2 separate regions of the Homo sapiens genome follow, and region 1 is linked to region 2. The links are chromatin contacts, found by Hi-C in ENCODE. All regions are on one chromosome and are shown on one strand. Each heading gives the region's core, a stretch centred on a gene start or an enhancer-like site at or near the end of the contact. The rest is flanking DNA. Distances are from core to core; before and after follow the strand shown.

The links. Hi-C counts contacts between places; a loop is a spot of excess contacts on that map. Pooled maps may share reads with other maps.
Region 1: a loop to region 2 is called in a map of CD8-positive, alpha-beta T cell, with 18 times the contacts of the local background. The contact joins the promoter of SEM1 here to the promoter of MTERF1 in region 2. A Hi-C loop is called at or near these places in 2 of 168 maps with a recorded cell type or tissue (CD4-positive, alpha-beta T cell and CD8-positive, alpha-beta T cell) and 6 of 50 pooled maps.

Annotation. Positions count from the first base shown.
Region 1 is chr7:96,707,678-96,712,510 of GRCh38, forward strand. It overlaps SEM1 (SEM1 26S proteasome subunit), which reads right to left and starts at 2,169. Exons shown (of 3, transcript NM_006304.2): 1 at 2,011-2,169. The coding sequence starts at 2,086. RefSeq lists enhancers at 1,984-2,183, 2,354-2,443.
Region 2 is chr7:91,879,200-91,884,420 of GRCh38, forward strand. It overlaps MTERF1 (mitochondrial transcription termination factor 1), which reads right to left and starts at 1,503. Exons shown (of 3, transcript NM_006980.5): 1 at 1,458-1,503; 2 at 856-914. The coding sequence starts at 884. LOC112267986 (a long non-coding RNA gene) reads left to right here and starts at 1,603. Exons shown (of 2, transcript XR_002956514.2): 1 at 1,603-1,665.

The DNA.
Region 1 (4,833 bases), core at 919-3,418, 4.8 Mb after region 2:
TACTGACACTTTGAAAAATTGCTGCTCACATATAAACTTAGAACAAGCACAAACTACACTCGCAAAAGCTGATGAAAGTTGCTGAAAAAAATCAAGTGTACCATCAGGTACATAGTTATCTCTAGATCGTTTTTAAGCAGTCAATTATCAACTAACTACTCATTTTAAATGCGGGTTCATTCATCATTCATTCAACATGCATTTATTGACCACCTACTATGTATCAGGCACTTTGCTAAATGTTACAGATAAAGTTTGGATCAGGGAGTTAGACCTTTCAGATCCTGGCTTGGACATAATGGCAAGTTTTGTTTGTTTGTTTTTCTTTTTGTCTCTAAGCCTCCATATTCTCAAGGTGATAGTGATAATTAGATTATGTAATGCAAATAAAGTGCCTAACATTCCACCCTGTATATGATAATGAAGAATGCTATTTGAAGTATTAAGTTTGAGTAAGAAGTAGATCCTACCTTCAATAGGCCAGCTTTCTACGACACAGCTCTATGTTGGCGGATTATGAAGCAACTTGAAAGCGAGCTAAAGAAAACATGACTGAATAGATAAATCCATTACCAAAACAAAAAACTAAGAATGCCTACAACACATAATTAATTCCAGAACTGAAAAGAAATGTGCTTTGGGTTAGTTTACCAGTTTCTGTAGCATGTACACTAATGTTCTCTTCCACTAAACAAAGTAACAGTACATTATAAATAGAACAAATGTTCCAGCTATGTGGTTTTATGCACAATAGGATCATCATAGGGTATACAACTTGGGACAATTTTAGTGAAGTAGTAATTGCTTGATGCAACAGGATGTGTACCCCATTAACCACAATTCTCTTTCTACCACCTTCAGAAAGTAATCTCCTTTTCTTATAAGGTAAATATTTACAAATCCTACTCATCAACCATCAGCCAATAAAGCAGCCTATTTTGAAAACCTAACTGGCAACAGCAATCTCACAAACAGAAGCAGTACAGCTGAAGTTAAGAGCTTTGGTGTCAATCAGGCCAGGTTTCCCAGTTCCAGTTCTATTATTTCTAACTAGTTATGAGACATCAGAAGGTTTCTTAACCATTCCGAGCTTCAGTTTATCTGAAGAATGGCAATACTGAGGCCTACTTCTTATATTTATGAAAGTGGAATATGCTATTACAAGTAAAGCACTTAGACAAGTTCCTGAAAACAACAGCCACTCAATAAATGTTAGCAATTTGCTATTATCTACAATGAAAAAACCAGGTCTTTAGTTTTGAAGCTAAAAAAAAAAATGTGTAAGGTTTAGGTTCTTTTAAAAAAATATTTTATTTTTGTAGGGACAGGGTCTCGCTATGTTGCCCAGGCTGGTCTTGAACTCCTGACCTTATGTGATCCTCCTGCCTCTTCCTCCCAAACTGCTGCGATTACAGGCGTGAGCCACCACACCCGGCAAGTTTTAGGGTCTTATAAAGCATTAAGTTAGGTCACAGTTAAGTGATCAAAATGGTGAGGAACAGGAATGAGGCAATAATGTGTATTAAGCACCCCGTATCTTACCCTCCTATCCTACTTAATGAGGCTTCATTTGTAACATCCTAAAAGTTAAGCAGCATTGGCGTAACTACTGACAATTCAATTCTGGAAAGGTTTAAAGACAAAGAAAGACTGCTAAAACAAAAAGAAAAGGAGGTTATGTAGACTTGAACTAAGTTTAAGTGGTGAGTAACCCAGGTGAACAGTAAATGGACCAACCATCACAGACGCGGGGCTATGGGTCCAGACTCACGGTGGCTCCTCCCAGTGAGGAAGCCGAAGCCATTGGGCCTCACCAGTGAGTCCCAGCGCAACACCCCAAACCCGAATCTGGGGCGCCACTGAGGGGTGAGCGTTAGCGCCTCGAGTGCCGGCCCTGGGAGTCCAAACTTCCCGCCGGTGCCCCCAGCTGGGCCCGAGCACCCAAGCTACCTCCACACGGAGGCCTGAGTCACCGTTCGCGCGACACAGAAACCGGGGCCCAGCGGTTACCTTCGGCAGGGAACTCTTCAAACTCGTCGTCTTCCTCTAACAGACCTAAGTCTACCGGCTGCTTTTTCTCTGACATCTCGACTGTCCGCGCCCAACACCTCCCAGATAAGCAGAAAAGTTGGAACCCTCACTCTTCCTCAAGGAAACGCCACCGTCACTACCGCCTCCGACGCTGACGCTACCATAGAGACTTGGGGAAAGAATACGGGAGCAGCGCGAGGAATGCTGGGATACTGGAGGTCGGCCCAGCGCTTCCTGCGGGGTTAGCGCTTTTTCCGAGTTGTAGAGGTGATTTTTTTTTTTTTTTTTTTTTGGTCTCTACCTTGTTATTCGGACTCTCTGTATTGCCAAAGTTGAGATCCGTGTAGTTTTCCTGACTATAAGAGACTCATAATGTGTAAAACAAACAAACAAAAAAACCCTTAGTTTGCAACCGAGGAAGGAACTCTAGAGAGACTACAGTGTGACTGCAAACATTCATCAGCCCTTCACATACGTTATTACCTCCAGTCCTTAAGCCAGTTCCCTAAAGGTGGTATTAAATGTCTCCACATCACAGAAAATTCAGGTTCGGTAGGAAGCAGCCGAAGTCACTCAGGTAGTTCTAGACAACCGAAATGCAGATTTTTTTGCCTGGCTCCAATCTCCAGACTTTTCCATTAGGCAGTGTTTATAAGGTCTTAGAATTACTTTGTGGTAAAATAGCTTTTTAAATAGAATTTGTGTGGTGTGTATGTGTGTGTAGTAACTCTGGTTTACAGGTTATTATACAGTAATGCTATTTATGGATTTGTGTAACATTTTATGGTGTTCAAAATATATCATTTAGAATTGTTTGAATAGCATTTGAATATCATTTTGAATACAGTAGTGAACTTCATGGAACTCTATATATAATATATGGATGTATATGGATGAATATTATGGAATATACGTACACAAATTGAGTATTATTGTAAATGTTGATACATGTTCCAGATTATATCTATAAATGCCATTCCTTTATTCAACAATGTAAGGTCATACCGCTTACCAGGAGCTGTGCATCAAACATGTATAGACAAGGTCCCTTTCTTCAAGGAGCTTATATGCTGCTCAGAGACATGTAAACAGATAAATCACAATGAAACACAGTAATCCACTTGAATCTGCATCTTAATATTAGTGAGAAATGAACAGAGTGTTTGGGAATACAGAAAATTGAATAACTAAATGTAGAACAAACTTGGCCAAGAACTACAATTAGATGAAATTTTTAAAAAATGTATCTCTTATACTATTTGATTTATATAGATTACTGAAAATAATGGTATCTCACTACCAAAAAAATTATGTCAGGTAATGCATATCTTATTTAGTGTGATTTAGTCATTATACAATGTATTTGTATTTTAAAACATGTGCTCCCAAATATAGGCAATTTTTATTTGTCAATTAAAATAATTTTTTAAAGAAGGTAAAAAAAAAAAGATTTTGCCAAGGAATCAGAAAACCCAAATTTTAGTTCCTGGACCTATTATTTATTTCATTTGATATATGATGAAGTTTGTATCAATCCTTAGCAAAAGAAAAAAATCAACAGCAATATGGTGATTTTTTCCCCCTAAAACTATATTCAATTTAAAGAGAGATTGTTGATTTAAAAATCAACAATCTTACGTCAAGTTCCACCACCCCTGCCCTTTCTTCCATTGTACTGGTTTGTGAAATCCAGAATGCTGAAACTTAAATAACTTCTTATTTCAGATGAGATGGGGCATGTTCAGGGTGGTACGGCCATAAATGTCATGGCACATGGCACAATGAGCAACTTTGCATTTCAAGGGTCGTGGCACGGGGAATAATTTTGGAAAATGATATTAAGAATACATATTTGCAGACCAGTTTGTATTATAAATCTAGGCTCAGTTCCTTCTAAAGGGGAGTTTAGACAAATTACTTAATTTCTCTGTAATACATTTTGGTTATTCGCAGTCACAGTTAAGATTAAAGGAGATTATGTATATAATGTGCATAGTTCAATGCCTGGCACATAATAAGTGATCAATACATGTTAGCTATTATTAACTAAGGAACTTATATTTTTAAATATTTCATATTCTCCTTGTCAACGCTTAAAGTCTCTAAGTGTGTGTTTTGTTTCCTTGATGATATCTTTTTAATACTTTTTGAGGAAGTCAGTCCCTCTAATAATGTATATTTAGTGTTTACTTTGTATCGGGCACTGGGCTAAACCCATTTTGTGTATTTTCTTATTTAATCCTCCTCTCAACAGCCCTATTTATATGGTTTGCTTCTGTCCTCACCCAAATCCCATCTTGAACTGTAGCTCCCATAATTCCCACATGTTGTGGGAGGGACTCAGTGGGAGGTAATTGAATAATGGGGCGGGTCTTTCCCATGCTGTTCTCCTGATAGTGAATAAGTCTCACAAGATCTGATGGTTTTATAAAGGAGAGTTTCCCTATACAAGCTCTCTTGTCTGCCACCAAGTATGACATGACTTTGCTCCTCATTCACCTTCAGCCATGATTGTGAGGCCTCCCTGGCCATGTGGAACTGTGAGTCAATTAAACCTCCTTCCTTTATAAATTACCTAGTCCCAGGTATGTCTTTATTAGCAGCGTGAGAACAAACTAATACAGTCAGTTGGTACAGGGTAGTAGGGCCCTGCCATAAAGATACCTGAAAATATGGAAGCGACTTTAGAACTGGGTAACAGGCAGAGGTTGGAACAGTTTGGAGGGCTCAGAAGAAGATAGAAAAATATGGGAAAGTTTGGAACTTCTTAGAGATTTGGAGGGCTCAGAAGACAGGAAGATG
Region 2 (5,221 bases), core at 253-2,752:
TATTTGCTATAACAAAGAAGAAGAAACCCAAATGGCCACCAATAGAATAATTAATAAATTGTGGTACATCTATGCAATATACTATAAAGGTGCCAAAAATAAAGGCCGATCTACTGCAATCAAAAGATGTCAGATATTCTACATGACAAACTGCTTAACAGTATGGATAATGCCATGTATATTAAAGGCGGGGAGGGGGACGTTAATATATACAGAGGGGGAAAGTGGAATGACACTTATTTCTGAAAGATTATTAGAGGCTATGTACTACTTCTGAAATACTGGGACTTTATTTAATGAATATGTGTTACTTTGCAGTCAGATGAAAAAATTTAAACAAGTAAAACTGGCCTTTGGTGTGAAAAACAATGGAAAATACAAATTATCTTTATCTATTTTTCGGTTTCTAGTACCAAAAAAGTCACACTTCAAAATTCTCCATGATGCTTTACTCTTAGCAACGGATCTCCATTCAAAATACTCATAATATCTAGTAGGGTAAATGAACATCTAAATAGCCTAATACAAGAAAGTTAGCAACTTTCCTCACGTACAAATTTCAAAAATGGTACCTATTCAAAAATTGACTTCGATCTATTTCTCAAATTGACTTTTTAATTAACCAAAACCATTATCCAAAGGGCTAATGTTCAAACTTAACAAACACTGAAAATTTCTATGCTTGTAGTATGAGGGGTCTAAAAAAAGATTTACGTTCGCCTCTGCCCCACAACTGGCCTGTTAAAAAGGCTGTTAATGGAAATAACTAATCACTGGCCCTAAAATACCACATTCCAGCTGGTCTTCTTTTGATACAGCAAGCTAAGTTTGGAGATCTTTACATGCATTTCTCACCTTGTTTGTCCTAAGGAAAGGCTCTGCATCCCTCCAGAAAGGCTGGAGAACAGCTATCTCTGGAAATGACACACACACACAAAAAAAAGGCAAAATATTTCAGGCCTTCCTAATACAAAATAAGAGATCGATCCCAGCTAACGTTCTCGTTGCATTATGTTCTCGTGAGATGCATTACCTCTTGCAAACAACATTTCTCAGACATACAGAAAAGAAAACGGCAAGTACATGCCTACATATGATGGGAAAAGGTAGCGGAATCACGAATACGTTTTGTACCAAAGCTAAGTGCTTCATATATATTGTCTCGCTTTACTCCCCACAACAATTTAAAAGGTAGGCATAAGCCTTAAAATTACAAAATCTGAAACAGCGCCGAGCTCCCATACTAGCCTGCCTTCGCTAGCTGAAGCATTAGGGTTCGAACCCAGGTGGGTCTTTCTTAACTCAAAACCAAGGTAATTCCACACCGAAGGCTCTTTCCATCCCTCTTCCTCCTCCAAAGACAAATCTGCAAAGGGCTGCACTGTACAGCAGTCACCCACACCCACTTCTTAACAAAAAGAAAGGAAAGCACAGCCTCACCACCTTCCCAATCTCACCCTGAACTGCACCCATCCACTGTAGTTCGCTTTTACTTCCGCCTCTGGGGTCCGGAGCGGCTAGGAGGAGCGGAAGTGGAAAAGACTAACTTCCGGCCTCGGGTCGCGCGCAGAGGTGATGTCGTTGGTCCTGCGCCCCCTCGTGGCGGTACTTCAGCCCTTCGCAGCCCGACGCTAGGGGCCTGGCAGGGGGCAGCAAGAGACCGCGGTGAGCGCGGGGTATTGAACGCCAAAGAAGGGGTTTGGAGGGTGGGGTGGGGCCTGGGACTCCCAGTCGCCTGGGCAGATGTCCGTGGGGAACTGTAAGGCATCTTATAGGGATCCTACAGGGGGCATCCACTGCCGGCCGACGACACGTGGTGGAAAAGTAGCTATTATTTACATGCGTGTTGCAGTTTTTGATAATGCGATTGCTGCTGCTAATGTGACTAACGCGATGCCGATGAACATCTCGGCGTTTTTTGGTGCAGGATAAGCGGGTGTAGACTCTGTCTGTTTAGTCCCAGATTCTCCTCCTTTAATGAACTACCGTGGAAATCCTGGAGTGTCACTGCTGGTCTGAATTCAGCATCCGCCTTCAGGCTGGAAATCAATTCTAGTATACTTCGATTTCCTTACTTGCAGTTCGAATTCAAATATGATTCTTTTGACATTGTGAGGGTTTGCGCTATTTAAAGAATGGAGGCAACCGAAACCTCATCTCCACAGTGGATGCATTTTTGCTCCCTCCCGAGGCGTTGCCTTAAGCCACGCGGTCCTGTCAGCCTCACCTGCCTAGTGATGGTGACAATGGAAGAGATAAAGCTTCAATTCAAGGCACTTCTCCTGTGACCATCAAAAGAAAGATAATATCTACATTAATGAATTAATTGTGTCTGTCGAGTTATCCTCAGGAGACGATGGTGATTTGGTCCTTAAAAAAACACAGGATCAACAGGATTGACCCTGAATTCTACAAAGAGGAAAAATTTCAGGCATTACTAACTCCTCCATGTACAAGCCTAATGATGTAATTTTCTGGCCGGGCGCGATGGCTCATGCCTGTAATCCCAGCACTTTGGGAGGCCAAGGCGGGAGGATGGCTTGAGGCCAGGAGTTCGAGACCAGCCTGGCCAACATGGTGAAACCCCATCTCTACAAAAAGTACAAACATTAGCCAGGCGTGGTCACAGGTGCCTGTAGTCCCAGCTACTTGGGAGGCTAAGGTGGGAGAATCACCTGAGCCTGGGAGGTTGAGGCTGCAGTGAGCCGTGATTGTGCCACTACACTCTAGCCTGGGTGACACAGTGAACCTTGTCTCAAGAAAGAAAAAGAATTTTCTTTATCCCATTTCTTTCTCCTTTTTCTTTTTTTTTTTTTTTTTTCCTTTAGACGGAGTCTCACTCTGTTGCCAGGCTGGAGTGCAATGGCGCGATCTCGGCTCACTACAACCTCTGCCTCCCGGGTTCAAGCGATTCCCCTGCCTCAGCCTCCCGAGTAGCTGGGAGTACAGGCGCGTGCCACCATGCCCGGCAATTTTTTTGTTTTGTTTTTTGTTTTTTTGTTTTTTTGTATTTTAGTAGATACGGGGTTTCACCATGTTGGCCAGGATGGTCTCGATCTCCTGACCTCATGATCCACCCACCTCGGCCTCCCAAAGTGTTGGGATTACAGGCGTGAGCTACCGCACCCGGCGTGTTTATCCCATTTCTATGCCAATGAACCAATTACGTTTTACCATCACTCTTCCCCTTTGACTACTCCTAGTTGGGTTGTTGTTGTCACTTTGTTTTTAATTAACTCTCTGTTTTGTTGGTTTAGAAGGATAAAGATTTATCTTTGGGAATTTAAAATACTAATAATCAGTCTATCTATTAAGTAAACTACTTACTGCAATTCCTCCAGGTAAAAATTAGTCCCAAAAAATTGGAGATGGCTTTTAAAATGTGAATTTCTAAAATCTATATTCCTTCTGCATGGAAGGAGCTCCTATGTCTGAATTAATATTATTATATATTATGTATATACACACACACAAACTGCTTTACAATCGGCATGTAAAATAAAATTTAGAGATTAAATTAAATAAAATAACCTTTGAGATTATTGAGCCCCAGCCCTCTCATTTTACAAATGAGAACACTGAAACCCATACAGTAGGAACTAGCAAGAGAATGCATGTCTTATATTTTCTTTACCAGTAACTCTAAGATTTATACCACATACTTTGTTGTATTGATTTAGCTATCAATAATTATTTCAGACTTACTTAGGTAACATCACCTATGTTGGTTTTTAGTGATATTTTGTCGGTAAAGGCAGATTGGTTCTTTTGAAAATAAGTTCCATATTTCCCATCAGAAATTTTCTGATTATAAATCTATTTTAATTGCATATTATAAAATACTGAAAGTATAACAATAGAAGTGTAATAATGGTTGGGTTAGGATGTTGTATAATTAATTAGGTTTCTTTCTTATTGTATTTCTTCAGTGATTTTTGAAATGTCATTACCTCCAGTAAGAGAAATGACTACTGCCTCATCGTCCTTTATGATGTTTTACAATAGGACCTGTATATACTTTGCCTGTATTTCATTTGTTTATTCAATGAACATTTTTTCAGCACCTTCACATTCCAGGCCCTGTTTTCAAGTTAGGGGACATAGTGGAAACCAAGACAAAGCCCCTGCCTTCCTGGACCTTATTTCTAGTGGCAGGTCTTACTCTCAGCCTGAATGTCTTCTCCTCTACATGCCTCTTCCATCTCCTTCCCCAGGACCATAGCAGACCCATGTCCCTACCAAGTTGATGTAATTAAGAAAAATAAAGTGGCTGAGTGTAGTGATTCACACCTGTAATCCCAACACGTTGGACTTAGATACTCAGAAGCTGGGCTGAAAGTCAAGTCTGAAGACAGAATCTGTGCTGTATTCAGAAGTGCCTCTGCCTTTTATAATTAAGAATTTTTTGACTGTGCCAAATGTGCCTGTTCCTCTGCCCTGGAAGTGTCCTTCTTGCTTTATGCAAATAGATTTCTGGCAAACCACAGCCCCTCAATTGACCATTCATTCATGTTTGAATCTCAGCAAGCCCAATTAAGGTCAAAAAGAAAGTGGCCCTTCATTCCTCCCACTCTTACCTTCAGTTGATACAACACCCGCAGACTCCTGGATTCAGTAGACAAATGCCTGCCCCACCCCCACATCAACTTCACAGACAGACCTGCTAGCTTCCTATGTGACTTACTTGAGGGCCCTCAGAGGACCATCAGGTCTCTACCCAGGACTCCCTTATTCCATTCTCTTGCCTGCAGCTGTTTTGGTTGCCAAAAGCATAAAATGTCTCCCAGTTGTTCAAGGCTAATTAAAGTGGTAGATAAAGTTACCCAGAGAGTCTCAGGTTAACACTTTGTTGGCAAAAAATAAAAAAGATTGCTTAATTTCCCCCCTTTTCACAATTGCTTTTTAACAATTTAAGATTTCTAAAGATTTTACTTCAGGCAACTTTATTTCTCTGAAGTGTGCCTAAAGACTTCCTGAGTCAGCTTTCATGCTCCCACACTCATTACCACAAGGGTCTGTGGCAAAGAACTGGATACTTAGCCTAGCAAATTTGCTGATTCCAGACCTGATATGACAGCAATTCCCATGGTAGTTGGATCAGCCTGACAGAGTTGGCCAAGAGAAACACAATAATCATTTGAGATGCTATTTAGCCTGGTGAGTTTAAGTACCTTTTGGATTGTTTGATCCTACTGTACCAAACCTTCAATTAATTACCGTG